Regions from separate parts of the Homo sapiens genome. Here region 2 is linked to region 1. Evidence: read pairs that join two places in POLR2A ChIA-PET (ENCODE). Cell type or tissue: B cell. All regions are shown on one strand. Each heading gives the region's core, and the rest is flanking DNA. Links, peaks and the distances in the headings are about the cores only. Region 1 overlaps MRRF (mitochondrial ribosome recycling factor). Region 2 holds the start of MIR4478 (microRNA 4478).

Region 1 (16,019 bases), core at 3,341-11,340:
CACATAGACTGAGTGCTCAGTAAATGTTAGCTGTGATTATTAGTATCTGTGTTACAGATGAGAAGTCAGGCTCAGAGGGGTTAAATGACTTCCCTAAGGTCAACCTGTAAATGGAGGAGGCAGTTCAGCATTCCACAGTACTGTATCTGGAGCTCATGCCCCCCAATCACACAATGGGGACAAATACACACACACACACACACACACACACACACACACACACACACACACACACACATCAGGCACATTCCCTGTAGACTCCAAATGCTCATATCATTAACACATGCCTCACATAGTTCCCCTGTACCTATCACACAGACATAAATTCGTTGAGCATCTATAGTTTTGTTTGTTTGTTTGTTTATTTGATGTCCAACTTTTTTTTTTTTTTTTTTTTTGAGACGAAGTTTCACTCTTGTTGCCCAGGCTGGAGCGCCATGGCGTGATCTCAGCTCACTGCAACCTCCACCTCCCAGGTTCAAGCGATTCTCCTGCCTCAGCTTCCCGAGTAGCTGGGACTATAGGTGCCCGCCACCATGCCCGGCTAATTTTTGTATTTTTAGTAGAGACGGGGTTTCGCCATGTTGGCCAGCCTGGTCTTGAACTCCTGACCTCAGGTGATCCACCCTCATCAGCCTCCCAAAGTGTTAGGATTACAGGCGTGAGCCACTGTGCCCGGCCCGACTTCCAACTTTTATTTTAAGTTCAGAGGTATATGTACAGGATGTGCGGGTTTGTTACATAAGTAAACGTGTGCCACGGTGATTTGCTGCACAGATCATCCCATCACCTAGGTATTAAGCCCAGCATCCATCAGCTATTCTTCCTGATGCTCTCCCTCCTCCCACCTTCCACCCTCCAACAGGCCCCAGTGTATGTTGTTCCTCCCCCATCTGTCCGTGTGTTCTCATCATTCAGCTCTCACTGTAAGTGAGAACATGCGGTATTTAGTTTTCTGTTCCTGCGTTTGTTTGCTGAAGATAACGGATTCTAGTCATTGAGCATCTATATAATCAACAGCTATCCACCATGTGCCAGGCTAGATGCTGGGGTACAGCGGTCAGCTTCTTGCTTTCATGGCACTTACCAGCACACACCACTGTGAACACATACCACATGTAACCTGCATACATGTGGCCCTGCTGTGTGCACATTTCCCATTTGTAGCGTCATGAACATACAGCCCATAGGCACGAACCACTCACTTGCCCCCTTGATGGATCAGCCCAGCCTGGACAACATAGGAAGACCTCATCTTTGCAAAAATAAAAAGAATTAGCTGGGCACGGTGGTGCCCACCTGTAGTCCCAGCTACTCAGGAGGCTGAGATGGGAGGATCGCCTGAGCCCAGGGGGTCCAGGCTGCAGTGAGCCATGATTGCACCGCTGCACTTCAGCCTGGGTGACAGAGTAAGACCCTGTCTCAGAAAAAAGTCAAAAAAAAAAAAAAAAAGGTGGATCACCTGCACATAATCCATGTAGACACATCTCCTATTATTTACCCACACCCAGTATATTCATACCACTTGTACCTGCAACCCACACATACAATCCAAAGTAGAGTGTGCACACAACAAATGTAGATGTACCATATACACATCTGCTCATGTTCATTCACCCTCTGCCAGCATGCACACTTTCCTTAAGGCATTTACCTATAACCTGTGTGCATACACGTAGCCGGTATGTGTGACTGGTGTACCTGTTCCCCTATCTACCCCACACGGGCAGCTTGGGAGGCCCAGGCGGGCTCCCCTGGGTGGGTCTGATGTGAGGGTGGGGGGGTCAAAGAGGCAGAACCTGGACCCCCATCACAGGGGAGAGAAGGTGGCCCTTGGCTTCACGGCTGGTGGCCAGGAAATTATAGTCGACACCAAACCAAAGCGGCCTCTTCTAGGGCCAGGTAATCAGGCCTCTCCCGGATTTGGTGTGACAGCTTAAATGTTCTAATTCCGCTGCCAGGGCCCCCACTCCCCAACTCCGGCCGTGGCCCAGGCCTCGGCCCTCTGAGGTAATTAGACCCACGTTTTCATTACCCTGAGATTAGACAGGTCCCCTCCGGCTGGGGGACGCCCACAGCTGCACGGGAACCATCCCCCGCACGAATGCATTTACCTGATTATGGAGTTTATTTTATATCAATTGCCCCAGAGTGTTGGAGGCCCGCTTTGCCCTACCCCCTGCTCCCCGGGCCCCAGAGGCCTCTAACAACCCCGGACAAGTGGTTTCTGCCTAATGTACGGATGCTGCCTCCTCCAGGCCCTGCAATTCTGGAGGCCCCACTGACCCCCTGCATGGACTGGGTCCCCTGTTTTAAAATCACTTAAGGAATCTGAGGGGGATGAGAGTTAGAAAGGGCAGGAGGAAAGCATTCCAGGAATTTTCTCCTGCGGTACATGTGGAGGTAGGGATGGAAGATTCCTTTAGGGATCTTCCTTCCAAAGCTGTGTTTCATTTATTCATCCAATGAATGCTATTCAGTCCCTGAGCTAAACGCAACACCACTGATGGGTGAGAATGTTCATTCATTCAGCACCAACTGTGTGCCACAGAAGAATATGCACATGGCCCCGGCATTCCTGGAGACCACAGTCTGGAGGAGGGAGGTAGGCAATAGTCATTGCAGGTGACTTTTGCTTAGATGAGGGCGGTGAGATTTGCAGGCTGACACAGAGTGGAGAAAGGAAGTTTAGGGAAGGGGGTGCGTTTCAGGCAGAAAATACAGCAAGTGAAACAGCCTCCAGAGAAAGAGGGTCTGATGTGACTGAGGAATTGACAAAAGAATGAATATAAAGTTTAGGGTGTGAGGGGCAGTGGTAACACCTGAGAATCAAGCTTTGCAGGACACCAACCATAAAGGGCCTCAAATGCCATGCTAAATTGTTTGCACTTTATCCTGAGGACATGGGAGCCATGAGAAGGCTTTGAGCAAGGGAGGAAGCCATTGTCTACCATTTATGTCTCAAGTCCTCACTATGTGCCAGGCATGGTTCTGAATGCCTTGTGTATAGGAACTCATCTTATCCCCTCATCAGCCCCATGCGTGAGCAAATACTCCAGGCTCATCATCCCTTAACCACAAGATTGAAATTCAAAAAGCTTCAGTGACCAAAAAGGTTTTCCACAGGTCTGATGCCACATCTGACCTGGACTAAGGAGAGGCTATTTTGGGTCTTCATTTCACTACCTGATACGAATATTTATATGTTTTTGGGAAAAAACATGAATTTAATTATAAGAAATGCCCTAGATCCCACTGGGAGGTCACGCAGCACACAGGATACGTTTTGCGTTAGACTTTAGAATAAGAAGAACTCTGAAACTCATCTAACTTTACAGGTTTTAGAGAAGGGACTCTGGACTTAGAATCTTTATGTTACAGATGAGGAAACTGTCATAGAGTGGGTTAAGTACCCTACTCCAGACCACACAGCAGTACAGATTCAGACAATATAGATCCAGACTGTATTGGCTTTGGAGTCTGCAGCACACACCCTCTCTGTTGGCGTCCAGGCCTGGCCCAGAGTTTCAGGGGCCCCTGGGGATGGGAGAAGGAGCCAGCACTGCTCAGCACTTGCTCTGAACCTGGCCCTGTACGGACCCTGCTGGCCCTTGACTGTCAGCTGCACCCAGCTGTGGGCATTTCTACCCCCATTTTGGAGGTGGGGAAAGCAAGGATCAGAAAGGGGCATAAGCTTGGCCAAAGTTCTGCAGCAAGTGGGTAGCAGGCCAGGCGTGGTGGCTCACACCTGTAATCCCAGCACTTTGGGAGGCTGAGGTGGGCAGAACACTTGAGGTCAGGAGTTCGAGACCAGTCTGGCCAACATGGTGAAACCCCATCCTTCTAAAAATACAAAAATTAGCCAGGTGTGGTGGTGTGTGCCTGTAATCCCAGCTACTCCAGAGGCTGAGGCAGGAGAATCCCTTGAACCCGGGTTGGGAGGTGGGGGGCGGAGGTTGCAGTGAGCGGAGAGCATGCCACTGCACTCCAGCCTGGGTGACAGAGCAAGACTCTGTCTCAAAAAAAAAAAAAAAAAGAGATGATAGGGTAGCAGAACTGGGAATGGGGCCCAGGTCTGGAGTCACCAGAATCCTGATCTTCTTGCTTTTCTGGGGACCAGCAGATGAGGCACAAGCTGGGCCTGGTGGGGCTACGGAAGTAGACCCCAGTCAAAAGCAGATCTTGGTCAAGAACCCCAGCCCCAGGCTGCAGGCAGCACAGCTACTGTACTCCAGGCCCTGGGTGACAGCCCCCACCCCACCTCCATCCCCACCAGGCCTGCCTCAGCCTCACTCCTGGGCTGCCCCTCTGCCTCTGTGTCCAGCGCCCTCCAGAAAGCCTGCCCTGATTCCCCCAAGCCAAGCTTCCATCTTCCTCATACTCAGGCACTCTGCTTATGCCTTCTGTACTCCCCTTCATTAACTCAAAGTGTGTTTAAGCCATTTCACTCACATGGCCTCACCTGCCCAGGGATGTGGGGGTCCTCCCTTCGGAAGGTCAAGTGGTGCCAAGGGACTGAGCACAAGCTCTGGAGCCAGAATAGACCAGGATTCAAATCCTAGCTGGGATCATTATTAGCAGTGTGATTCAGGAAAATCACTTTACTTCTCTAGATCTCAATTTCCTGAACTGTAAAGCGAAAACAATAGTAATAGCATCTCCCTCAGCGGCTGCTGTGAAGATTAAATGAGGCAATGCTTGTCAGATGCCCCAGCACGAGGCCTCTACTCACGGAAGCTGCTGCCTTAATCACTTTTAGCTGCCCGGTTCATTGTTGACTCTCAGTAAGTTCTGATCATTCCTTTTGCTGCTACGAGGGATGCTCAATTTTAAAAAGAAAAAGGAAAAAAGCCTCTGAGCCTGGCTCTTCACACTGCCAGGATGTGGCCCTTGCCACTTCTGCCTCATGTCCTGAGACTTTCTTTTGGGACCCCTGACTCTGCATTTGTACTTCACGTGCTCATGGTTCCCTGTCCCCTCTCCAGGGTTTCTTACCTCCTGCCTCTGCCTGTACCATTCTGGACACCTGGCACTCCTTCTCCATGCCCCATTTATGCATGTCTCAATTCTATGATTCACTCATATTTACTCATTCATTTATTCATAACAAATGTTTTATTAAGTCTACTTTGTGCCCAGCTCTCTACTAGCTACTTTCACATAAGATAATCTTCTTGACAGCCTTGCAGGGGAAGGAGTATTGTCTGCATTTTATAGAGGAAGAAACTGGGCTCAGAGAGGTTCAGTCACTTGCCCGAGATGACACAGCTAGCACGTGGCAGAGCTGGGATTTGTCGTGGTCCTATCAGTCTCCAGAGCTCAGCTATTTCCTCTCCATCCTGCAGGTGCGCAGGTTGGAAAGCAGGCGTGGTAGGGGAAGGCAGCCCTTTGTGCCTGGGTGGGAGAGAGGGGAGTAGGGAAAGGTGAGGCAAGGTAGATTCATTCTGCCAGGAGAACCTGGGGGAGGGGAGGCAGGAAGGGAGCTTCTTTGGGGGCAGCTGGCCGCAGACAGCAGCAGGTTTGTCTAGGATGATCCCAGTCGGCTTGAAGAGTCAGTGGGAGTCCTCTTGAACCCTCCCCACCCAACTCCAGCCCCCTCTTCCAGCCTGAGTGAGAATAGGTCTGTGATGAAAGAGAGCTGGCTGCTTCCCAGCCGTCCTTCCCTCGTCCTGGGAGGGAAGGACAGATGACCCAGTGCAGGTCACTGTAGGAAGGCTCCAAAGAGTTCAGAAATGAGCCGCTCCCCAACCTCCTCCTTCCAGGGCCACAGCTCTAAAGGAAGCAGTCCTGGGGATCTCAACTCTGCCAATCCCAGACAGAGGCCAGCTCTGGGCAACACGTGACCTGACAGCAAAGGAGCAGATGTGGCCTGGCAAAGGGAACAGACAACCAGACCCAGGGAGATGAGGAGATGGACAGGGAGGCAAGGGAAGGGATGGGGGAGGAAGGGACAAGGAGACATACAGGGAGATGGAGACAGGGAAACAGGAGAGAAATGTACACAGAGATGCAAGCAGAAAGAGCCTAGGGAAGCTGAGCGAAAGCAGAAGCAGAGGTATAGGCATGGGCAATGACTGGATGAGTGGGGGCGTCCATTCAACCAGGAAAGAAGACATCTTCCTGACTGCACACAGGACAGAATGATGAGGGAATGGTCCCCAGGGGCAGCCAGAGGAACAAGAAAGTGGCCCCCAGCCTGCATCAGGAGACTCTCACTTCAATGCTGTGTGACTTTTTACCCAGACCTCCCCTCTCCAGACTTCAGTAGTCCCACCAGCCACACAGGAGCCCTCTGCTTCAATTCAGATTCCTGCATCTCTACAAGCCCCGTCTAGGGAGCCGAGGGCAGTGACAGGAAAGAACCTGAGCCCGGAGCGGTGGCTGCACAGGCGTGTCTCGTTCCTGACCATGGCTGGCTATGACCCCAGCCACTTCCAGGTTCCCTTGTGTCCATGATGGCAGTAGCTTGGGTCCCTGAATTTTTGTGCATCCACATGTCTCTCTCTGCATCCTGTCAGGTCTGTGTTTACGTTTGAAGGTTTTATAAAGAAGCTGCCCAAAGGAAGTGAGGTTTGCAAAGTGCAGACCGTCGTCTTGGCTCTAATGCTTAGCGTGTGGGATGCTCAGCTGTTAGCCCTGGGTCCTCTTCCTCCCCACACCTCCCTCCAGCCTTGTGCCTAGTGTTGAGTCCAGGCCCGGACTATGAATCGTGACAGCCACCAGAAGCATTTGGAGGACAGACCAGGATAGGAGGCTGGAGGATGGCTTCTGGGAATGGAAGCTGCAGGAATCGAGAAGACCAGCCCTAGGAAGGTGACCCAGGAGAGCACAGTCACCAGCTGCTGACCTCAGGGGCTACAACGGGGCAAAGGAGCAGAGGTGGGCTGGGCCCAGAGCGCACAGTCAGGGCTGGGGAGGGTGGCTTCAGGAGTCATAGAAAGCACCTTCTCGCTATGGAACTGTGGGAGGCGGAAGAGGGTCCTTGCAGGGAAGGAGTTTCTCATTCCCAGGGAGGAGAAGTTGCCAAACCACTGGACAGAGGTGTCGTAGAGAGGATTCAAGCATCAGATAAGGGATGGATTAGGAGACTTCTGAGGCCCAATTCTGAGAATATCCTGGCCCTCCACCCAATAAAGCAATAGAGAAATCCAGAAAATGATGCCGGAGACAACTGCCTCAGGCTCCAAAATTTCCCACCTGCCTCGGGCTGGCTTTTGTCTCTTACTGGTTGCCCACACGGCCACAGCTTAAGCCCTCCAGAGGGAGTAATGACAGTGATTATGATCATAACAGCAGCAGCAAATACACAGCAGGAATGCACTGCTATAGCCCCACCAGTTGTTAAAAGATTGAAACATGTCCACACCAGTTGTTAAATAGCCACTGCTCCAAGCATCTTGAGCACACCCTCCCCTGCCAGCCCAGCTGCCAGGGCCTTAACTTCACATTCCAGTCTCTGCCCAGAGAGAGAGCCTGTCCTACTCGGAGCATCCCTGTGCTTCAGTTCACCTGGAGAACACTATCCTGAATGGGGTGCCCAGCCTTGGCCACAGAGGCTGCCCACTGCAGGGTGCCCCCTCCTCCAAGGCCCCTCTCCCAAAGCCTGAGCAATCAAGGCTGCTGCCTCCCTGGGCTGGTGCAAGTGCCCGCCTCCTCCCGGCCCCTCTCCTCGGCTGCAAACCCAGCTCATTTGCATGTGGATCGCGCCTGCCACCATGGGTGCTGGGGTCAATTGAAACTCAAGAAAAGAGAAGAAATTTATGCAAAACTGTTGATTGCATTTGTATGTAATGAAATCATCCAATATTCATCTGACTATAGAATCTAATCTGAGAAGAGAACTGAAGGACATGAGTGTCACTGCAAAACCGTAATGAGCCACTGTAGTGATTAAAAAAGCTCTTGAGCCTTCTGAAAATCCAGGCAGAAATAGCGTCTAATCAACTCTGAATATAGGAGGCGAGATTGGGCTGGCGCGTTGCGCACGGCCCGCCGCGGTGCTGGGGGTGCGTGGTAAACCCTGGCGGCCGCGGTCTGTGGGTGCCAATCGCCCGGCACCCACCACAATCAGCCGAGCCCTCGGCGCACAAAGCAATCTCTGCCTCTCGCCATGCAGAAAGAGCCCAATCACAGCTGTTGTGAAGAGCAGCTTGAGGCTTCTGCACCGGCCTCAAAAGCCTCACCTAAGGCCTCTTCTGGGTTCCTTGCTCCAACCGAGAGGCAGGAAGAGTTTGGGGACCTGGGCCTGCCATACCTGGACACACCTGTGGCCCAGACAGCCCCAGGCAGGGGAGGGTCTGTGTCTCGCAGAAGCCCTCGCTCATCACTGAAATGTCACCTCCTCTGTGAGGCATTCCCTGACTGCCCCATCTAAACTGACAACCCCCACCCCCTCACCACCACCCTCCCAATTCTTTAACTCCTGCTTTGTTTTCCTTCACAGCACTCAGCTATGCCTGGCACTAAGTTATTTCTCTATGGATTTAATGCCTGCCTCTCCCAAGTAGACCGTGAGCTCCACAAAGGCAGGGACTTTGTGATGGTTTGTTTACCCTGTGGAGTGTGGAGAACCATGCCTGGCACTTAGTAGGTGCTCAACAAGTATCTACCAAGATGCTTAAATATTTGTTGAATGGCTACATCAGTTTCACTAGGAAGCCACATGTATTTATTTGTGCATTCAGCAAATACTTGTTGAGTGTACAGTGTGTGTCAGGCTTCATCCTGGGGACTGAGCGTGCAGTGTGAATGAGACAGTTCTTGCCTTCTCAGAGCTCACAGTTGGGGCAGGAGACAGATGCGAAAGTCGTTACATATAATCAGATGGGATAGTGCGGTGCTGGGGGCAGACCAGAGGCTCTCAGAGCTGCTAAACCCAATCTGGGGAGGTCAGGGAAGGCTGCCCGGAGGGAGTGACATTGGGTTGAGAGCTAACGGACATATAGAAGTTAGCAAGGCCAGTAGGGCCTGGAATGTCCCAGGCAGAGGGAACACCACGTGCAAAGTCCCTGAAGTGACAGCCACCGGTGGGGAGCTGAGAGACGCCAGAGCAAGGAGAGGCTGGGGTGAGATGGGGTCAGAGAGATGGTCAAGCCTTGCAGTTAAGACCTTGGGTTAAGAATTTTGGATTTTTTCCTGGAGGTCATAGGGAGCCTCTGAAGGCTAGTGGCCTGATTTGCGTTTGAAGAATTTACCCTCTGGAGAAAACGGATCAGAGGGCCAGGCATGAAGAACAGAGAGACTGGTTAGGAGGCTATTCAGTCATCCAGGTAAGGGGGAGCCACTGAATGTTTTTGAGCAGGATGTTATAGCAAAGGCTGTGTTTTTGTTGTTGTTGTTATTGTTTGTTTTGTTTTTTGAGACAGAGTTTTCGCTTGTTGCCAGGCTGGAGTGCAATGACACAATCTCAGCTCACCGCTACCTCTGCCTCCCGGGTTCAAGTGATTCTCCTGCCTCAGCCTCCTGAGTAGCTGGGATTACAGGCATGGGCCACCAGGTGCAGCTAATTTTGTATTTTTAGAAGAGATGGGGTTTCTCCATGTTGGTCAGGCCGGTCTCAAACTCCTGACCTCGGGTGATCGGCCCGCCTCGGCCTCCCAAAGTGCTGGGATTACAGACATGAGCCACCGCGCCCTACCTAGGCTGTGTTTTAAGGTTATTAATCTGACGGCAAGAGATAGAGGAGAGGAAGGGAAGTGAGGTAGAAGCCAGAAATCAGCCTGGCAGTCCATTCATTCATTCATTCATTTGTGTATTCCTCATTCAACAGACATCTCTGTGTGAAAGCTGCCCTTCTCCACATTGTAATTTATAGTTTCCAATCTGCTCTGGGTTTTGATACCAAGTTACCTATTATTAACACAGGTTCTAAAGCTGTAGTCAGTCAGTTCTGAGACTCCAACGGACTCTGTGGATCATGAGGCTGCTTATTTTGGCATGGACTTTCTGACATCAAAGTGTTCTTGTGAGTCATTTGCCCTGTTTAGGCCTTAAATTCCTCATCACTACAAAGAGGGCGCCAAACTAGATTATCTCTAAGACCCTTCTCTGCTCCCCAAACCCTGCAATTTTTTGCCCCATGAAGGCTTAAAGACATCTCAAACCCCGGCAGCTTAAAAATCCCAAAGTGCGGTCTGACCTGCAGTCTGTTAGACTCCACTGGGCAGCCAAAGGAGCAGGGAGGAAATCAGGAAATCTGGGTTCAAGTCCCAGCTCTGCTATTCACTGACTGTGTCGTCAGTGGATGAGTTCTTCCCCTCTCTGTGCTTCAGTATCCCACTTGTAAAACATGGAGCTGTCTAGAAGTGGGAAGAGCTATAGCAGACCCAAGACACATCCACCTCCTAACAGGTCAGATGGGAGTCCCAGTTCCAACACTCACTGCATCTGTGACTTTAGCAAGGCACTTAGCCTTTCTGAGCCCGTTTGCTAAAAATCTAAGCCCAAAGGGCTGTTGTGGGAATGAAGTTAGATAATGTGGCTTAGGGGCCAAGCATCGCGTAAATGCTCCATGAGTAGTGGCTGCCTGGATGGGTGGGCTGGGACTGATGTCCTTTCTCCTTCCTTCTCTACAATGGCTCCATTTTAACCAGCAACTGGGATTCACTGGGGGCTGGAGAATTAGTTTTTTTTTTTTTTTGGAGATGGAGTCTCACTCTGTCAATCAGGGTGCAGTGCACTGGCGTGATCCCGGCTCACTGCAACCTCCGCCTCCCGGGTTCAAGCGACTCTCCTGCCTCAGTCTCCTGAGTAGCTGGGATTACAGGCACCCACTACCATGCCCATATTTTACATCCATCCATGGAAACCCCACTCTTCAGCAGGTAAGTAAACGCAGTACATCTATATGGTGCAGTGGTCAGCTGGGGCCATGTTTCAACAAGAATAGGGCCCTCAACACATGATGGGCAGTGGAAGAAGCAAGCAGAGTCCTATTACAGCATGATGCTATTTATACAAACTGGAATTACACAGACACAAAGCAATTCCTTTAAAAATGATGCCTAAAATGTTTAAAAGGGCAGGAGGAATTTAGAGGGATTTCTATTTTTAGTAGAGATGGGGTTTTGCCATGTTGGCCAGGCTGGTCTCAAACTCTTGACCTCAGATGATCCGCCCGCCTCTGGCTCCCAAAGTGCTGGGATTACAGGTGTGAGCCACTGTGCCTGGCCAACAATGGCTCCATTTTAACCAGCAGCTGGGATTCGCTGGGGGGTGCTGGAATTTGGGTCTATTTTTTAATCTGTAGCTTTGGGTGGAAGGGGTTATAATGCATCTCTAGCCCACTAGGATGGGTTGGGGAACGCTGCTAGCTAGAGGCCTTGTTAGCAATGTGGCCACAACCAACCAGCTAACAAGCAACAAAGCGATTCCTTGGCCACAGCAAACAAGACTTCCTCCTTCCTCCCTGAACATTTTTGAATAGCAGCTCCCCACTAGAGGTAGATCCTCATTCTAGAAGCCGTGCTTTGAATTTCAGGAGCTCCACCCTCCCACCTCCCCACATCGTAGTGGATTGTGGGTGTTGGAACCGAGAAATGGTCAGCACCTTCCTGGTTTGCCTCCTGCAGTAACAGGGTGGAAGACCTAGGCTCAGTCTCAGATACCTCTGTACTGGAAGTCCCTGCCCTTGAGGGCCTCCCATTCAATGGGGAAGACAGTCCATGAACATCACAAGGGGAACCGCGAGGGGGAAAGTGCTTAAGAGCCCTGAGAGTTTGGTACAAGGGGAAAAGGGAGACCGTGTCTGATTGGTGGATGCATTCCTGGAAGACTTCCTGCAGTCGGAGGTATTTGGGGTGGGTGTGGAGGATAGCTAGAATCTCTCTCTCTCTCTGGAAAAAAAAAAATTAAAAGTACAGGGGAAATAAAAACAGAAAACGAGGTTAACAACCACACCTATTTTCACAGCTCCAAATTAACATTATGTCAAGTTTTCATGTACATATCCATACACACACACACACACACACACACACACACACACGATGACTTCAGGGTATACTTTAAATCTTCCCCCCACTCCCCAGTGTCAATCACCGTTAGGAATTTAGCCAGTATCCCTCACAATCCCCCCTGCCCTTTTAAAACATTTTATAATGCAAAGTAGGCATCGTTTTTAAAGGAATTGCTTTGTGTCTGTGTAATTCCAGTTCGTATAAATAGCATCATGCTGTAATAGGACTCTGCTTGCTTCTTCCACTGCCCATCATGTGTTGAGGGCCCTATTCTTGTTGAAACATATGGCCCTGGCTGACCACTGCACCGTATGGATGTATCACGTTTACTTACCCTCTGAAGGGTGGGGTTTCCATGGATGGATGTAATAAGGGGAAGACATTCCAGGTAGAGAATGTGGCAGAAGCAAATGCATAGGGATAGAAAAGCAGGGGTCCAGGGCGGAGGGAGCACCGGGCATATTTGGAGGAGCAGGGGAGGTGCAGTTGGCACACTGGACATCTGGGTTGTGGGGGAAAAGGCCCCCCACTCAGAGCCACCACAAGTCCTCAATAATTCCACTTAACCACTTTCCAAGTCCTCCTCAGGGAGGCCTATGTTACTCTTTCCATTAATTGTCTCATTAATGACCCACTGAAGTCAAGTACCCATTGTTCTCTGGGCCTGGGGCAGCCTCCCTGGCTTTGCCCCTATGGGGATTTGTAAACGTCTTTCCTTCCCCTGCTTTCCTTTGGCAGGCATCCTTATCTAGTCCCTGCAGCCCCGGCAGGGCTGATGCGACACTTCCTCTACCCACGCCCTGTGCCAGAACCTGGGGCTGCCCAAAGCCACCAGGCCTGGCTCACCCTCCCTCTCCCCTACATCTCCAGCTGCCTCACTCCGTCTCCACCTATATGTGTGTCTGTCTTCTCCTCTCTGCTCCCCTCCCTTCTTTCTTTTTGTTTTTGTTTTAAGGAGCAAAAAGTTTAACAGGCAAGAAAGAAGGAAGAAGAAAACAGCTCCCCTGCATAGAGACGGAGGGAGGGGTGGGATTCGAACAAGTAGAAAACCCCCTCCCCTCCCTTCTTTCTAAACTGTTTCTTTTCCTGGTTTCTGTTGCCTTCTCTGTGTGTACTTCTCTGTCCTCCTCTGTGTCTGTCTCTATCTCAGTCTCTGTCTTAGTGGGTATCTCTTTTGGAGTATCTCTACAGATGATACTGTCTCTGACTCTCACTGTCCCTGTCTGTTTTCTGTCTCTGGGACTGTCTCCATCTCTCTTCCTGGGTGTCTCTCTGTGTCTTTGTCTCCATGTGCTGATCTCTGTGTTTGTATGTGTGCATGCGTGTGTGTTCCTATTTTTGTCTCTGATTCTGCCTCTATCTCCCTCCCTCTGTCCCTGTATCTCCCGTCTCTGTCTCTCTCCTCTCTCTGACTCACCTCCCCCAACCTGTCCCTCCTCCCTTGTGGGTCTCTCAACCCTTCTGATTGACTATTGTCCTGTTTCCAACCCCTGCCTCACTGCCACTGCTCACTCACCCAGGAGTCCCCGACACCCACACAGGTCAAACCACCTCCCTCCCTTGCTTCTCTCCCTAGTTACAGCTCCAGCTTCCCTTGGATGACAGCCTCGGGGACATCAGAACTAGGAGTAGGCGTGAGGTCCCATAGCTCCGAGACTTTGGGATTCATACATCTGTGAAGTTAAAAAACAGAATGAAAGGAACCCACAGAATGTGACCAATTATTTTTTCTAAATAAGGATTTCTAAAGAATCACCAACTTATCATTTTATAATAGAAAGGATATTTTAATGCCAAAAACAAAAGAGAAAGCTCTAAGAATAGGTAATAGTCCGTTAATTTAAATTAACACTTTTATAAAAACATTTGCTACATTACTTTTATTTTACTTATTTTGCCCCCGATGGGTGAAGATGTTAGGGATCAGCACAGGTTCTCTGGCCTCATTGGAAACCAGAGAACTTGCCCAAGCCTTTCCCACAGAGAAGTGGAGAGACCTTTTTTTGAGGGAAGAAAGGGCAAAACTGCGACAGGACCCAGAAGCTCTCACTGGCTACTTAGCACCTCACAAGTCCCTTTCCAGCCCCACTGGTCTCTTAGTGAAAATAATGTATGAGGCTGCCTAGTTGCGGGTCAGACAACAGACTCCCTGATGCCAAGTGTTCCTCTGTGTGGAGACAGAGTCTCGCTCTGTTGCCCATGCTGCAGTGCAGTGGTGCAATCTTGGCTCACTGCAACCTCTGCCTCCTGGGTTCAAGTGATTCTCCTGCTTCAGCCTCCGAAGTAGCTGGGATTACAGGCGCCCGCCACCACACCTGGCTAAATTTTTTATTTTTAGTAGAGATGGGGTTTCACCACGTTGGCCAGGCTGGTCCCGAACTCCTGACCTCAAGTGACTCGCCCACCTCAGCCACCCAAAGTGCTGAGATTCCAGGCATGAGCTACTGCACTAGGCCCTCTGTGTGTCTCTGGACATGTAACTTAACCACTGTCTGTGCTTCCTTCCTCACTTGTAGAATGAACAAAATAACAGCTAGCTCCTTGAGTTGCCTAAAATCTAGTAAAACTTGTTAGCCACTATTATTATCAGGAAGAGGAGGCCTGGGGAGTAGTGTCTTGGAAGAAGGGAGCTATTTGGATCAAGGCCTGAGCCAGGAAAGGAAGAGAATAGCAGGGACTTTTGCCCTGCCCTCCCCTAGGCAAGCTGTGAGCCTCGGTCAGGGGCAGCTAGCTCGCGGAGGAGCTGCTGTCTTTGGAGATTTAGGGGCTCTAGAGCCTAGCGAGGCTGCTTTGGAACTCAGGGATGCACGGCAAATGTGGGATGTGGGCAGAGACCTTCTCCCTTCCTCTTCAGGGCTTCCACCCAGCATGCTCAGACCCCCTCAGCCCAGCAACCAGCACTTTTGTCACAGACACTAACACTCCCAGTAGTGGAGGTAAATCTCCCTTAAGTGTCACTTGTGGCTGCAGATGCTAGCAAAGGGAAGCGCCGGTGGGAGGGGAGTACAGTAGATGCCAGTGGCCTTGGATGCCATGCGGTCCCTTAAGATGTCTAGAAACGCCTGAGGCCGACTTAGCAGATGAGGTTGAAGGTCCTGGGCAGGCAGGTGAGGATAATTAGAGAAACTCTGGGTTATTCATGTAAATGTGACGCCATTTGTATCAAGGCCTGGCAGGCCCCTTAGAATTAGACAAACATTTCCTCAACACCTGCTCTCGCCACATACTGTGCTAGTCAGAGAATGCACAGACTAAGACAGCAGGGGACTTTCTTGCCAGGAATTCACACAAGGCTTATCTAGGGTTAGCCATGTTCTGCCTCTGAGCCAAGTGTCTAGAGACCCGGGTGAGGCCAGCCTGGAACATTTGCCACATCTGTTCCCTGGTGAGCACCACTCAAGGGTGTGCCCAGGAAGGAAAGGAAAGGTCTGTTGAAGGGAGAATTGACAGGACTTGGTGACTTATTGGATGAGGGGAGAGGGACAGGGAGGCAAAAGTGGCTCCCAGTGTCCTGGCTTGGCACCTGGGTGGATGGTGAGGCTTTTCCTGAGAGAGGAAACGCAGGTGGGTAGCTGAACGTCAGATGCTTGAGGCAAATCCAAGCGCTTAATAGGCATAGGCAGGTTTAGGGATCAGGAGAGGCATCGGTATGGATAATGAATGAATGAATCAGGAGAAGCATCGGGATGGATAATGAATGAATGAGTTAGTGTAAGGAAGAACATGGGACCAAGAAGGGCTTATAAGACTAGGTAAGTTTTGCCTGCTGGTGGGGAAGTGGTTTAAGGGAGCATACACTAGGCAAAGAAAATAGCCTAAGAAAAGGCTTGAAGGTGAGAGAAAGCAGCACAAAATTATTAGCTTTCAGAAAAGCTAATAATTCCGTTTCGCTTAAGCACTGGTGGTATCAGGGTAGTTGTAAGAGATGCATCACAATTAAAGGAATACATCAGGCCCAGATTGCAGAAGTTACTGAATGCCAGGGTGAAGAGTTTACATAATTCAGCAGGCAACAGGGAACCAATGAAGGTTTCTGAGAGAAGAGTGACATGATAAAAGCTG
Region 2 (16,019 bases), core at 5,420-13,419, 220 kb after region 1:
GGCGGCGCTCGAGGGGGCGCGCGTGGGAGCGCGCACGGTGGCCCGCGCCTCCGGCCAAGATGTTCCCTCTCCGCGTGATTGACAGGCTCGAGTGCCGAGAAACAAAATTGTTTATGCGCTAATGAATAAGGCCCTGATTGCAAGATCCTGTTTGGAAAATTATAGTGCGGCGGCGGCGGCGGCGGCCGCGGCGGCCCAATTACAGCCCGCGCTGCATATTCATTTCGTCTCTCCTTTGCATCGAGATGAACGGGCGCCCCGCGCCCTGCAAAGGCAACGCCAAATTTAGTCCCAGGTTCCGCACTCCTCCGCGCCATTGTCTGCCCCGGACCACCTGCCTCCTGCCGGCCTGATTGCCCGGGAGGGCGCGAGCAGGGAGGCCAAGAAAGTTCTCCCTACCCCTCCTCCTGGCAACCCCTTCCCTCGGTTCTCTCCGCTCCCTCCTCCGACTCCCCGTCTCTGTCTCCCTTCCCCTCCCGGTGTCTCTTTCTCCCTCTGTTCTCTCTCTACTTATTCTGTGCCCCGCACTTCCTCTCCTCGCTCTAGGCCTCTATCTGGGTGCATCACCGGTCTAGAATGTCAGTCGCTGTCCCTCCCCCTCCAGCTTCACATTCCCTGCGTTCCTGGGTCCCTGGGTACAGCAGGGGCAGTAACGGGGACCGTCTGCTCCTTGGAGGTCACAGAGGTATGAGGCGGGTCTCAAGACCCCTGCCTTGGCTGTGAGCATGGGGTGGCTTGGCTCGTCCCCGCAACCAAGCTGCTGGGGAGAGAGGCCCCTCCCTGCCCGCTGCCTCTGCCGCCTCCCGCATGCCACCAGATCCACTTATCCTGCGGCTCAGGCCCCTTGGCTGCCCAGGCTGCGCCCTCACACCTCCCTGCCCTGCACATGCTGTTCTCTTGCTGGCACGCCCGTCCTGTCTTCCCAGACGCATCCCAAGTACAGCTCAGAGCAGCCTTCCCCTGTCCCCACCACCGCAGGCAACAGGACAGCTCCCTCCCAGAGCACGCTGGTGTCCAGGCATGTCCTGCAGGTACAGCAGCAGGCAGGGTACACTGGCGTCCTTCTCCCGGGCCTGACCAGCCTGGGGGCTGCCGGTGAGTCACCAGGAAGCTCTGGTGTCCAGCTCAAGGCTGATCAAACGGACACCTCCACTGTGATATGGGGGTATAGTCTCCCTGTCCTTGTTGTATGGTGATGGTGGGCAGGAGGGGAGAGGAGGCTGGGAGGGAGGGACTGGGGCTTTGCAGCACCTGGACGCCACAGACCAGGACTGGCCCTGGTTCCAGACAGTGACAAGGACAACTAACTGGTCCTTGTCACTGGGTCATTGACTTAACTGACAAGTACCTGAGGCCCAGTCTGGCTGGAGGCTCATGGTGGGGGTGATGGTGGCGAGGGCTCTTCAGAGGATGGCCGTGCTCCTCCCCGTCCTGCCTGGGGCCCCACTGAGTAACCAGGCATCTGCACCCCTTCCTGGGATGGAAATTGGGGTATTCAGACGTGAGCAAAAATGGACAACCACATATACCAACTGGCCTAGACAACCCCCAACCCTGCCGCCAGAGACACACAAAGTAATAGACTCCCACAGTCACATACACACAAACATAGACACGCAGCCTCTCCTTGAAAGACCCACGCAGCCTGAGACACAAAGGCAGGCTGGCCCCTGGGCGTGTGTGGGGCAGCACTGCCCTCTGGCGGCTGTCTTGGCAATCTCTCTGTCAGGCTCTGGCTAGCTTCCTAGAACCACAGCTGAGCCACGATGCGGGTGCCCAGGCCCAGACCCAGAGAACTGGGACTCCCAGGGATGGGATTTCAGGGAGGAAAAGGAATTTGTGTTCCTAGGGTCGAGGGTCTTTTGAGTTCCAGTTCCCTACCCCAATCTGCATGTAATGCAGAACATGTGAGCAGAACTTGCTCACAGAAGGACCAGTCCAGGGATGGTGAGGGGGCGGAGCTCCTTATCATGGGAGGAGTACGAGTTGGGCTGGGACCACTTGCAGATTGGTGGTCTTTAGTGGCAGAGTGGACAACTTCATAGGTCATCACCAGCTTGAAGAGCTCTGGGAGGTATGTCTAGTCTTCTCCTACTTCACCCCAGCCCAGCCACTCTCCTGTTTGGTTTGTTTGTCAGTCATCAAACTCTGACAGCATCTCAGCACCTCAAACAGCAGGGGAGATCCTGGGTGGCGGGAGATGAGGCTGTGGAGGGTGGCCAGGCCACCCCTTGGAGGTCTTCGAGGCCAGTATTAGGTGTGTGGGCTTTATTCTGGGGGACAGGGATCTGGAGACAGGCCCAGACAGGGAAGCGACTTGGTCAGATGGGCATGTGAGCACCAGCTAAGGAGAAGCTTAAGGAGCACCAGCTAAGAAGCGACTTGGTCAGATGGGCATGTGAGCACCAGCTAAGGAGGCAGGAGGGCCAGACGGGAGGGATGTGGTGGCCTGGACCAGGACAGGGGCAGGAGTGAGGTGGCAAGAACGACGCAGATCCCAGAGCTATTAAGGAGATGGACTCGCCAGGCTTTGGTGAGGAATTGGCCATGGTGGGCATGGAGCCGGAAGATGAAGTTACCTTGGGGCATATCAGTGCTGACAAAGGGGCCTGGGGGAGAGATGATGAGTCTGATGTGGCTCTGAGAGCCTGAGAGCCTGAGAGCCAAGGGGATGTCTGGAGAGGATGTCTGGAGAGGTATCAGCCTAGAGCCTGAGAGCCAAGGGGATGTCTGGAGAGGTATCCAGGAGGCAGTTGAAATCAGGCCTGGAGATATTCACTTGGGAGTTGGAAGGTTACTGACAGGTGGTTGAAGGCAGTGCACAGCTGAGGCCACCCAGGAAAGGTCCTTGGAAGCCCTAAGCACCAAAGATATGGTGTTCACCTCACCCCCATGAGTCAAAAAGGAGTCTAAATTAAATTATAAAATGTAACACTTACATGCCTTACAAAACTCTTGGACTGGCACGGTGGCTCACACCTGTAATCCCAGCATTTTGGGAGGCCAAGATGGGCAGATTACCTGAGGTCAAGAGTTCGAGACCAGCCTGGCCAACATGGTGAAACCCCGTCTGTACTAAAAATACAAAAAGTTAGCCGAGCATAGTGGCGCATGCCTGTAATTCTAGCTACTCGGGGGGCTGAGGCAGGAGAATTGCTTGAACCTGGGAGGGAGAGGTTGCAGTGAGCCGAGATCACACCACTACACTCCAGCCTGAGCAACAGAGTGAGACTCCATCTCAAAAAACAAAAATAAAAATAAAAACAAAAAACGTTTGCAATCATCACATCCATGGGTTCACAGAAACACATTTTCCTCCTCATCTTCCTTGTTTGATGCTCCTGGTCTGATGGTGCCCTGAGGTGTCTACCTGCTTGCCGGCTAGGTGGCCCAGCTCCAAATCCAGGCAAAAACAAGAGGCTCAGGGGGCACCAACAGGCTGGGACCGAGGGGAACAAGATGCCCACAAAAGAGAGAAGGAACACCCAGGAAGACTGGAGGAAACCCAGGAGAGTGTGGCATCACTGGGGCCAAGGAAGGAGGGGGTTCCAAGAAAGAGGACATGATTAGTCATGTAGAAAACAAGAGGAGGCACGGAGATGAGGACTGAAGAGGGGGCCCGGATATGGCTGTGGGGCTGCCAGGCAGGCTCAGTAAAGCAAAGCTGGTCACCTCTCCACGTATCTCTGCTCAAGGGGGCCAGCCTTTGGTGGGGACACTCGGGTGCCCTTTGCCCTTGAGGATCCTCCGGACCTACAAACAAGGAGGGAGTAAGACCCTGGGGTAGGGTTGAGGCGAGCTGACCTCAGAAGGAGAAAAGGAGACCAAATATTTCAGTGGACTCAAGGCAGGGGGCGCCTCTGGGTGGCAGTCCCTCCTCTGACCACAAGGGGGCAGCATAAAAGCAGGTCCTGCGTGGGCTCAGGCTTCTGTAAGGAGTCGGCTTCCAGATGCTGTTTTCATCTGTGATGCGTCCTTGGGCTCTCTGGGCCTCAGTTTCTTTCTCCGCAAAATGGGGCAGTTGGACATCATATTCTCTTGGACCCTGTTGGGATCCCCTTCATTCTGCATCCCCTTACCGCCTTCCCAGCTCAATGTGACACCCCCCATCTGACCACAATAAGTGTGTTAAGTGAGTAAGGTCAATGGCACAGGTATAGCATGTGGTGAGAACACAGAATGCTAGCCCGAGGAGGCCTACAGGCGTGTGCAAGGTTAGCTGAGTGAGGACAGACCATCCCATGAGCTTGGGTTAAACCTGCCTGCAGCGACCGTCTGTGAAGGTGGCCTCTGCTTCCTCTTACGGGGAGTACTGGGGTGGGGGTGGGGCTGCCTCTGCCTCTTCTGTCTGCCCCCAGGGCAGAGCTCTGGCTCTTTGTGCAGGCTCCTTGTCCTGCCACTGTTTGCCCTCTCTGGGACATGTCAGCACCTGTGCCCTCTTTGGGCCTCAGGGCTCATCGAGACAAGGAGGGAAAGAGCATGAGAGTCTCCTCAGCACTGCTGGTCCTCAGGTCTCTGAGGCAGCCCCACCCTATCCTGGGATGCCTCCCAGTGCTGCCCTGTGGGTCTGCAGTCCTTTGGTGCCAGTTGGTGGGAGGGGCAATGTGAGGGTCACGACAGTTGATTCCTGGCTCTGGGCCGCCATCAGATCTTCAGAGGGGCTGGTGTGCTGGTGGCTGCTGGTGGCCTCAGCTGGGGACAAGGAGTCAGGGTTGGAGCCTCATTCCATGTCTGACAAAGTGTGGCTTTAGTTGATCACTGCTGGTGGGTGGCAGGGAAGCTGAAGCCAGGGCAGGAGCAAGAGGTGGCCTGGGGAGACAGTACCTCTGTGGAGGGCCCCTTCCCCTCAGAAGCTGGGCCAGCCCAGGGCAGCCGAGGACAGTGACACAGGAGAACACCCACGGGCCAGTTGTCCGGTGCCAGCTCCCCGGCTGTGTGATCTTGGGCAAGTGGGCAACCCTCTCTGAGCTATGGTAGGGAGACCTATCCAGAATTCAGGAAAGCATGTTATAGGCCCAGGGCAGTCCTGGTATTGGGGCAAAGAAGGGCAGGCAACCCTGGGTCACCGACTTGTCCTAGGGGTCCAGTCCCCGGGATTTGGCCTCTTGGAGCCCACTGGGTGGGTGTCTAGGGGAAACTGAAGATGGATCTGACTCAGTTGGGTCCTGGTACCAGCATTTTGGCTTGGGAGTGGGAAAGGGTAATAAAGGACTCTACAGTCACAAGAGCTTGGCCGCTGCCTGGACAGGCAGCCTATGCAAGTCCCCTCCTATCTCTGAGCTGCCATTTCTTTATCTTTCTGAGTTCCACCTGGGGCAGGACCTTCAGCTTCCCAAGTCTCACCAGACCATCGCCTCCCGGGTGCCAGGCTGAGTTGGCTCTCAGGCCCTCTCTTTCCCAGGCGGGCCTCGGGTGGTGCCAGGTGCCGCAGGAGCTTCCGGTTGGTGCAGGGAGCTGGCTGGCGTGGGCTGTCTGAGGGCAACTGTCTCGGTGCTTAGCTGAGGCCTCATCGAGTGGCACCTGTGGCCCGGGCCAGCTGGGATGGGAAAGGGTGGTCTGGCCTCCACCTGCTCAGCTCACTTGCCCTCTAGCCACTCTCACTTGAGCCTCAGCCTCCTGTATCTGCTGCTGCTGCTGGAGCCCAAGGGGCTGGGGCCATGGCTGGGTGCCCCAAAGACAGGAGAGAAGGAGGTGCTGGGGCTTTGCGCCCTGGAGGGGACAGCTAGAGACTCATCAGGCAGGAAGTATCTCCTCTTCTTGATTCTGATCCTTCACCCACCTATGTCAGCCTCACACCTGTACCTGTACACCTGTGGGGCAGCCTTCCCCACCTGTGGTTTTCCCCACTTCTGGAGCCCTAGAAGAATATGTAGAGCAGGCTTGGGGTGTGGCCCCATGGAGCACCCCCAAACTGCCTCTGGTCCCCAGGCTCCGGCTTGTGCTGTCCCTTCCCGCTGTCTGGATTTTGGCCTGTCTGTGGGACCTTGAGGAGCCTGGAGCCTGGAGCTGCCAGCTCGTCTGGGCCCTCCAGGCTCCAGGATCTCTGGAGGCCATGGGTGGGGCTGGTGCTGGCCTTGTTGGTGTTGCTCCTGCTGGAGTAGTGGTGCCCTCTGGCATCTGTGCCTTCCACGGCAGGTCACTGGTGCCATTTGCCATGTGCAGTGGGTGCTGGAGTCTAAGCTCGTGGAAAACTTCCAAGGCCTGGGCTATGGTCCTCATGGCCGTGCGGCCTGCCTTGACACACACAGAAGGGACACATGCACTAGTGTGCGTTCAGGGGACACGTGAACACACCCCTCATATTCAGACAGGTGTAAACAGCTCAGCCACACAAGTGCTGAGCTCCAGCAGACTCACGCACGCAGCCACACATATAGACAAGGTACAGGTGTAGCCAGTGTGTGAACATTGATAAGTCTGTCAAGGCAGATATGTGCACAGTCCAGAACACAAGACGGGTAGAAAGGCAGACCTACAAATGTGCACAGATCCCTGCCAACAAACATGCATATCCATACATGCACATATGCATACACAAGCTGTCATGGGCACACTTACAGGGGAACATGCCTTACTCAGAGCACAGAGCATTTCTCCAGCCCTCCCTGCATCCACTGCAAATGGGGACACATGTCCTATCCCTCAGCAGGCAGGGAAGGGCTGGGGGAGGGAACTTCACCTTTTCTTAGACCCATGGCAATGGAAAGTGGGCACCATCTTGGGTGATGTAGCCAAATGTCTCCTGTTCTGGGAGTCTCGGCACACATAGAAGATTCTGGAGAGGAGGGGGAGGTGCAAGGCATGATCCACTTCAAGCAGCCACCAAGCCCAGTGGGAGCTGGGTCTCTGGGCTTAGCAAGACAAGAGCCCAGGGGCCGAGGCTGAGCTGAGGAGCCTCCAAACCTGTAGACAGGGTCATGCAGTACTAGGGGCGAGCCTCATCCCCTGCAGCCCTGGCCTCTGCAGGGACAAGGGAGAGGAGAGGGTACGTCTGCAGGAGGGATTGTGGATTCAGCCTCCCATGTAGGATATGAAGCGACTCAGGCTGGGAGCAATCAGAGATCCCTGGGTTTGTCATGGCGCTGGGGTCTCCTTAGGACATCAGAGCCAGCTGTTACCTGCAGGGAAACCATCCAGATATATTTAGATACACACATACTTAGCATTGCATTACAATTGCTGACAGTATTCAGCACAGTACCATGCTGTACAGGTTTATAGTGTAGGAGCAATAGGCTATGCCATGTGGCCTAGTTGTGCAGTAGGCTACACCATCTAGGTTCATGTAAGTTTGCCCACCAAAATTGCCCGGTGACACATTTCTCAGAATGTATCCCCATCTTTTTTTTTTTTTTTTTTTTGAGATGGAGTCTCACTCTGTCGTCCAGGCTGGAGTGCAGTGGCACGATCTCGGCTCACTGCAACCTCCGCCTCCCGGGTTCAAACAATTCTTCTGCCTCAGCTTCCTGAGCAGCTGGGATTACAATCACGTGCCACCACACCCAGCTAATTTTTGTATTTTTAGTAGAGATGGGGTTTCGCTATGTTGGCCAGGCTCATCTCGAACTACTGACCTCAGGTGATCCGCCCACCTCGGCCTTCCAAAGTGCTGGGATTACAGGCATGAGCCACTGTGCCCGGTCGTATCCCCATCATTAAGTAACGCATGACTGTGTTCATAAGGTTGTGCAACCGGTTCCACTATGGCGCTCCAGAACATTTTTGTGACCCCACAAGAAACCCTGTGGCCATGAGATGTCACTCCCCATTCCGTCAGCCTCTGCAACCACTAATTCACTGTTCGTCTCCATGGATTTTCGTATTCTGGGCATTTGGTAGGAATGGAATTAGACATTATGTGGCCTTCCGTGTCTGGCTTCTTTCACTTAGCATAATGTTTTCAGGGCCCTGTGCCTCTGGTTTATAAGTGAGGACACTGGCCCAGACAGAGGGAGTGACTGTCCAAAGTCACATAGCAGCCAGGAGTCAGGCCCCTACACAGTGTTGGCTTTTTTAGGACCTCAGCCTTGGTCCCTGGGGTTGTGGGCTGTGGACAATGGAAGAGGTCACACTTCATCTAAAGGGGCAGCTATTACTCAGCTCTGCCTGGGACAGAATCCAGGGGCAGCACTGCCTAATACTAAACACTGTAAATAATGATACAAACGGCCAGGCACGGTGGCTCAAGCCTGTAGTTCCAGCTACTTGGGAGGCTGAGGCAGGAGGATCACTTGAGCTCAGGAGGTCAAGGCTGCAGTGAGCCATGATTGTGCCACTGCACTCCAGTCTGGGTGACAGAGAAAGACCCTGTCTCAAAAAAAAAAAAAAAGTTACAAATAACACCAGCTAACATTTTGCATGCTTCTTTTGTGCCTGGTGCTGTTCTAAAGAAGTGCTGTATAGGCACTTTCTTATTTAATCTCCATGACAATCTTGGTGAAAGTGCTGTTATTATCCCCGTTATGCAGACGAAGGAAGCAGAGCACAGAGAGGTTAAGTAACTCAGCCAAGGACACACAGCAAGCTAGTGGCAGAGTTAGGATTGGAACCCAGGTAGTCTGACTCCAGAGCCCCTGCTCTTACCCACCTATACAGATGCATTCCTTCTTCCAGATTTGTAAAGGAAGGCAGTAATACAGATTTTAATGTGAAACCTCATAAGTTTAAATGTTTCCAAGTGTCGACAACTTATGACAATTGTTTTTTGACACCGTACAGGCTGCAGGGCCTAAGCCTGGAAAGTTTCGTTTAATACAAAGGGAGAGGGCCCTCACCTTTGGTTTCTTCCTCAGCATCACTGCCATTCTGTCCAATACCACTTGGTCATCTTCTCCCTGACATTTCTTGCAGAGGCAGAGAGAGCCTGACATTGGGCACCCAGGTCCCGCTGAGGGTCGTGCTATAGCAGACAGCCCCATGGCCTGGTGCTGGCCTTGTGCCTGGCAGTGTGACTCTGGGCCAGTCCCTTCCCCTCCCTCAGTCATTCTTTTCTCCTCTGCAACCTGGGCGGGGAAATTTCTCATGGGATTAAATGTGATAACTGGCACAGACTAGTCATTCAATAGCCATGGTTTTTTTTTTTTTTTTTTTTGAGACAGGGGTCTCACTATGTTGCCCAGGCTGGTCTCGAACTCCTGGCCTCAAGTGGTCCTCCACCCTTGGCCTCCCAAAGCTCTGGGATTACAGGCATCAGCCACTGTGCCTGACTGCCATAACCATTAGCTGACCCAGAAACAACGGGAGATACAACCTGTTGTATCTGCATAAAGGGCCAACATTTGGGTTGCAGAGGTTTGTTGAGACTAATAATACCATTTATTGAGCACTGAGATAATTCCAGATACAGTGCACATTACATGCATTGCCTCATTCAGTCCTGAACTTTTTAAGCCCTGGAGGCCAGCCATTAAGGTTATGGGCCTAAGGTTTGAGCTAGGCGGCTGATATGGTTTGGGTGTGTCCCCACCAAATCTCATCTTGAATTGTAGTTCCCATAATCCCCACATGTTGTGGGAGGGGCCCGGTGGGAGGTAATTTAATCACGGGGGTGGTTACCCTCATGCTGTTCTCATGATAGTGAGTGAGTTCTCACGAGATCTGATGGGAGGGACTTTCCCACCTTGTGCTCAGCACTTCTCCTTCCTGCCATCATGTGAAGAAGGATGTGTTTGCTTCCCCTTCCATCATCGTTGTAAGTTTCCTGAGGCCTCCCCAGCCATGCTGAACTGTGAGTCAATTAAACCTCTTTCCTTTATAAATTACCCGGTCTCGGGCAGTCCTTTATAGCAGCGTGAGAACGGACTAATACAGCAGCCTTCTTAGCTGTCAGACCTTGGAGAATTACTCAGCTTCTGAGTGTCTTTATTTCCTTCCCCAGAATATGGGGAGAATAATACCCACCTTTAGGGCAGCAGCAATGATACAATGAATTTAAACTTAAAACATGTGTAGCACTTAGAACAATTTCTCACATTCAGTAAACACTGCAAGTTAGCTTTTGTCCTTATCACAATTAATTCCCATTTTACTGATGGAGAAACTGAGGTCAAAGAAAAATAAGCGACTTGTCCAAGGCAGTGGTTCTCAACAAGGGTGATTGTACTCCTGGGGGGCCATTTGTCAATGTCTGGAGACATTGTGGTTGTCACATCTCAGGGGTGCTGCAGGGATGCTGCTGAATACCCTCCCGTGCACGGGACACCCCTGCAGCACAGATGTTTCTAACCCAGAATGTCCTGGTGTTGACGTTGAGAAGCCCTGATCTAAGGTAACGCAACCAAAAAGTGACATAATCAGGGTTTGAACCCAAGCTAGGGGCTCCAACCTTGCACTCTACCGCCCTTGTCATCTCCCTCCAGGGTGAGTCCTGGGCAAGGCCAGCACTGTCTGTCTGGGGCTGAGTGCCAGCTTCTGGAAGGCCAGGACTGGGGTAGTCACAAATCCTCAGCGTAAGTCCTCACTCACACGCATCGCTTCTGCACACAGGGGCTTCGGTGAGGCAGGAGGTGGGTATTTAGGATTGATGTTACCAGAGGGCAGACTGTGGGGAGTCCAGGTCTCACAGCCCAGCATGTCAGAGCTGCAAGCATCAGAGAGACCATCCGGTTCTCATGGGACAATGGAGAAACAGAGCTCCAAAAGAAGGTCACACAACCCAAGGTCAGCCAAGATTGAAACCCAGCTTTGGAACCCTGCCCCAGACCTTCCCCTAAAGCCCCTTCCCTTTCTACAGTGACCAGCAGGTACCAGGAAGCAGAGATTCATGGAATGCATGAGGTAACCTACCCCATTGTTGGCAAACCCCACCCCCTCTACCATGTATCTCAAACCCAGTCATGTGGAGAGAGCTTTGCACAGCAAGAGTGATGCTTTTCCCGCAGGCCCATTGACTCAGGGCCTCTGTGTGGGGCGTGAGTGGCTCTGAAGGGGCTGCTGGCTAAATGGTAGCCCTGGGGTCACTGGTTGGACAGCTGGCAGGGAGAAGATGCCTTCCTCCCGTAAGCAGCCTGGGCCACAAGCCCCAGAGAGCTGGCAGAGGAAAATTGGCCTGGCATGGTGCTTCTGTCCTGGGCTGGCTGGTGGGAGGGCTGCAGACAGACCCCGCAGGGTTCGGTGGGCTTATCTGTCCAAGCGCTGAGTGCCTCCTCTGTGCAGCCCCAGGAACAGGGAGCTCACAGTCTGATGGAGACAGACCAGGAAGCAAGCCTGAGGGACTGGGGTTATGCAAGGGGACAGCCAGGGTTTGGGGAGCACAGAGCTGAGAACAACTCACGTTTTCCTGAGGAGAGGCCACTGGAGCTGGCTTGAGGGGCAAGAAGTGGCAGTGGAGCAGAAACACCAACTGGAAGGAACGGCAAATGCTGAGACAAGAGCCAGGAGAGGGCGGAGCATGTTTGGGGCAGCAGAAGTCTATTATGGCTGCACAGAAGGTGGGCAGCTGGAGAGGCAGGTGCTGAAGAAGGCTCCAGTGAGCAAGTGTGGGCTTATTTTAAAGGAGGTGGGAGCCACAGGAGGTTCTTGAGCAGGAATAAGCAGGTCAGAAGCTCATCCTGTGATGGAGCAGGCTAGGATGGGTGGGAGGCACCAGCCCCAGGCCAGCAGGGCAGCGAGGAGGCTGGCACCGCACATCGGGCTGGGAGGATGAACCCTGACCCAGGGCAAGGGCAGGAAGAGGGGAGCTGAGTTCATAGGATGTACGACTCAAGGCCGCAGCAGGGGAGGATAGGAGCCTAGAGTGCTTCTCTATCAGGCACATGGTGGCTGTGCAGAAAATGGTCATATCCAGAATGGAGTGCTCTCTGCTCTCACCAAGACCTGGCCTCTGCAGCAGAGGGGGCGAGGGGTCCATCCTCCCCCAAACTTCAGAGGCCAGGAACCATGGCCAGGACTGGGGTAGGGGTTTGGAACATTTTGGAGAAAATGGTGGTTTTCCAATCACTAGACTCAGGCAGTCTCTGCTTTTTTGGCTGAACAGAAGGTGACAATAATGAGAAGAGAAAGAATAAGAGAGAAACAGAATCTGAGGCGGAAACAAAGACAGAGACAGACACAGACACACTGGGCAACACAGTGAGAAAGACAAGTTGCTCAAAACATTCTAGAGCACACCGAGACAGAAAGACACAAAGACAGAAAGAGACGTAGAGAGAGGGAGAGGCACACAGACAGAGATACACAGACAGAGATGCAGACAAGGATGCAGATGGAGACTCTGCTGAGAGAGGCAGAGACTGGGCTGCTGTTTGGCCACTCCTCCAGCCAAGGATGCTAACCCTGCCGGGACCTCTGCATCGGGAGTATGTTGGTGGGTGGTGACGGGGACTGCTGTCTCCTCTCTGTGTTGTGCTGAGCTAGCCTGTGCCTCCTTAGGTACCTCTTCCCCATCAGGACCCTCTCTGTCCAGGACAGCCCCACTGAGATTTGAAAATGGAGATATCCATTGAATGCCCTGTCTTTTCAACTGCAAATTTATTGAGCACCTACTGTTTGTTAACCTCTATGCCAACTTTGTCTCCTTAAGCCTTCCAAATAACCTTGGTCAGGAACTTGAGACTCAGAGAGGTTAGGCTGCTCACCTGAGGCCACACAGCAAGTTCATCCTGAGATAAAACTCAAACTCACATCTGGCTGACAATCCAGGGATTTTTTTTTTTTTTTTTTTTTAAGACAAGGTCTTGCTCTGTCACCCAGGCTGGAGTGCAATGGCACAATCTTGGCTCACTGCAGCCTCGACCTCCCAGGCTCATGTGATCCTCCCATCTCAGCCTCCTAAGTAGCTGGGACTACGGGCATACATCACCATGCCTGGCTAATTTTATTTTCTGTAGAGAAGGGGTTTCACCATATTGCCCAGGTTGGTCTCGAACTCCTGGGCTTAAACAATTCACCCACCTCACCCTCCCAAAGTGCTGGGATTATAGGCATGAACCACCATGCCAGGTGTGATCCAAGGATTTTTTTTTTCTATTGCTCCACTGCCCCATGGATTTAAATGCCTCTGCCTCAGAATGCTTTGGTTTGTCTCAGTATTTTTAGGTGTTTTTCTCCTCTCCCATTTCCCAGGTTTAGTTGGAAAGGGGGGGAACATGGAGGGGTTAGGAGTAGGTGTCTGAGGTCGAGGGGCCTCCTGTGCCTTCCAAATTGTGCCTGGATCCTTCCACGGAAGCCTGGCAGCTTCTCCAGGCGCCCCCTCCCTCCCTGCAATCCCCTGGCCTCTTAAGAAGCTGGAGGAACAATTGCTAATCAGCTTCTGAGAGAGACAGGAATGAATGGAGGAGCCAACAACGAGCCTCAATTACTGGCAGCTGGTCCCCTCCCCATGCGGCAGAGCCTGGCTCCTAGCTCTCCTCAATTCCAGTTCTTCCTTCCTCTGCCTGATTCCTTCACATCCTGATGGAGCCACAGGGGTTGAGAGTTGACTTCTTAGGCCCCCTTCCTTCACTCATCTCCCCATAGTGAGGTCTCCAGAATGCAAATCACATTCTCATCTCTGAGCTTTTGGATACCCTACTCCTTCAGCATGGACAGCCCTCCTCTATCTGGCAAACTCCTACCCATCTTGCAAAGACCGGCTTCCATGTCACCTCCTCTGTGAAGCCCTCCTGTCAGAGGTGTTTGAACCAGAGCAACTCCATCTTGAGTAGGGGCTACGTGAAATGAGGCTGAGACCTATTGGGCTGTATTCCCAGATGATTAAGGCATTCTAAGTTACAGGATGAGATAGGAGGTCGGCACAAGATACAGGTCATAAAGACCTTGCTGATAAAAGAGCTTGCAGTAAAGAAGCCAGCTGAAACCCACCAAAACCAAGATGGCAACAAGAGTGACCTCTGGTCCTCCTCACTGCTACACTCCCACCAGCGCCATGACAGTTTACAAATGCCATGGCAACGGCAGGAAGTTACCTAATATGGCCTAAAAAAGGGAGGCATGAATAATCCACCCCTTGTTTAGCATATCATCAAGAAATAACCATAAAAATGGGCAACCAGCAGCCCTTGGGGCTGCTCTATCTCTGGAGTAGTCATTCTTTATTCCTTTACTTTCCTAATAGACTTGCTTTCACTTTACGAACCCTCCCTGAATTCTTTCTTGCGTGAGAGCCAAGAACCCTCTCTTGGGGTCTGGATTGGGGCCCCTTTCCTGTAACACTCCTAGACCTTTCCCACTCTTTCCAGGGAAACTTCCCTCCCTGGGCTCTCATAGCCATGTCCACACTGTAACACTCATGGCATGTTGTGCCCAGGACAGGGCATGGCCATACAGGCGGTCAGCATGGCAGCATGACGTTATGGGAAGAGCACTGGGCCTGGAGCTTAGTGAGTTCCAGCTGTGGCTCTCACTTGGAGTTGGGCAAATTGCTAGCTTGTGCTGCTTCTCCATCCTGACCCACCTCTATCTGGCTACCATCCCCTTGTCCTCCAGGTCTCCGACCCTCCCCAAAGTCCACCTTCCCAGGGTTCCCTTTCCTCTCGTCTGCTCTTTAGGAATGACTCACTCAGGGTCCCTGGGCTCCCTCTGGGCGGTGGTCCTGAGTGCATGGTCACTGCTGCATCTCCAGCACATGGGGACAGATGAATGACTGAATGGAACGTTGAATGCCTCATTTGTTAACTGGGGATAGTAATAATTCTGCCCTCCCAGGGCAGCTGTGGGTACGATCAAAGTTTGCTTTTTGCTGACTCTCAGTACACGCACTCTAACTATGCTTGTAAATGTTTATTGAGGGGAACTGAATTCCCCCAAGGCTGTTCTAATGGGATTCCCTCAGGCAGAACACCTGGAGAGTTCCCCAAAGGAGCAGCCTGCATGTCAGGATGGGAGGAGGGGAAGGATGGGGAGGTGATGAAGGCCCCAAGATCCAGAGAGAGCAGGCTGGGACAACCCAGAACTCCAGACTGAGCCCCGAATTACAGCTGCTGCGGATGATCAGAACAGGGGAGATGGAGGGCCCTGGCAAGTGGCAGCTCCCACCCACACCAGGCCAGGAGACAGGCCGGACTGGGGCCTCTGTGCTGTTTGGGCACCCGGTGCCTCCCCCAGCATGGCCCTGGCTCTTCTCCTGGTGTCCTCTGTCTTTCCCAGTAACTCCCTGACCACAGGGCCTGGTATTCTGGCTCGTCCAGCAGAAAACCCTGCCCATGGCGGGCAGCCAGCAAAGGTTCCTGAGTTGACTGGGTGGAGGACTGGCCAAGAAGGATGGAGACCCCAAAACCTGGGCAAGGGGAGGGGCCGCTTGGCTGGGACAGAAAGGACAGGGTAGGGATGATAGAGTCTGTCTCAGGGTAGCCCCTGGCCTAGGGGTGCTGCCGCCAAGAGGGGTCTCCCCCACAATCCGAAATGCCTCTGACAATCAAAGCACAATGCGAAGCGGGAATCAGAAACCAATAGTATTCCTAACAGTCATTATAATAAAAATGTGTGTGTCAGCAATTGACATTTGCAGGACACTTTGTGTTTTATTTCCATTTCCTCCCTTGATAAAAACTACTCAAGGTAGGCATGGTTGGTCCTATTTAACAGGTGAAAGAACTGAGGCTGGGGGAGGGTAGGGAAGGGTTGTGATGGGGAAGCAGAGAGGAGGCCCTCACCCAGGGGCCCCAATCCCTTTGCCAGGCCTGGACCACAGCCCACTGGCCAGAGGTTCCCCCTCCCTGAATTCTGTTCAGCTTCCTCGGCAGCTGTGGTCTGGGGTTCAGCCTGGAATATCGTTTTTTTTTTTTTCATGGGGGCTCAGGCACTTTCCTCTGAGTCATTCTATGGACTGCAGCCAGAGGATGGCACCGGCGGTGGGCCAGGGTGCCAGGTGGGCCAGGGTGGGAGATGTAGCCTGTGGAATCAGACTGACCGAATTTGAACTCAGGCCCTGCTGCTAACTGGGCCAGCTTGGGCAGGTCGTGGAACCCAGCCAAGGCTCAGGTCTCTCACCTGCTGGGGACCACAACGGGGCCCCCTCATCCCCTTGCCCAGGCTGCTCCCTTCGTCAGGAATGCCCTTCCTGCCTTGCCCACCTGGGTATG

What was found. ChIA-PET counts read pairs that join two places held together with the same protein. Peaks named below come from ENCODE experiments on the same cell type or tissue, not always from the same donor. Only the 100,000 strongest peaks of a DNase experiment are listed, where the experiment ranks them.
Region 2: POLR2A ChIA-PET joins it to region 1 with 10 read pairs; 7 of 35 experiments call an interaction of 5 or more read pairs at or near these places.

The regions. Positions count from the first base shown.
Region 1 is chr9:122,329,042-122,345,060 of GRCh38, reverse strand. It overlaps MRRF (mitochondrial ribosome recycling factor), which reads right to left. Exons shown (of 7, transcript NM_138777.5): 7 at 13,724-16,019. Among named protein-coding and RNA genes, the nearest start is that of PTGS1, 34 kb to the left of the region's middle. RefSeq lists enhancers at 1,551-2,074, 7,382-7,985, 7,986-8,591. In B cell, for the core only: no CTCF peak of the experiment used is centred there; a DNase peak (open chromatin) is centred at 7,700; H3K27me3 peaks cover 1,339 bases.
Region 2 is chr9:122,111,022-122,127,040 of GRCh38, reverse strand. It overlaps MIR4478 (microRNA 4478), which reads left to right and starts at 6,874; the gene lies at 6,874-6,959. RefSeq lists enhancers at 1-365, 366-1,131, 1,132-1,898. In B cell, for the core only: no CTCF peak of the experiment used is centred there; no DNase peak of the experiment used is centred there; H3K27me3 peaks cover 101 bases.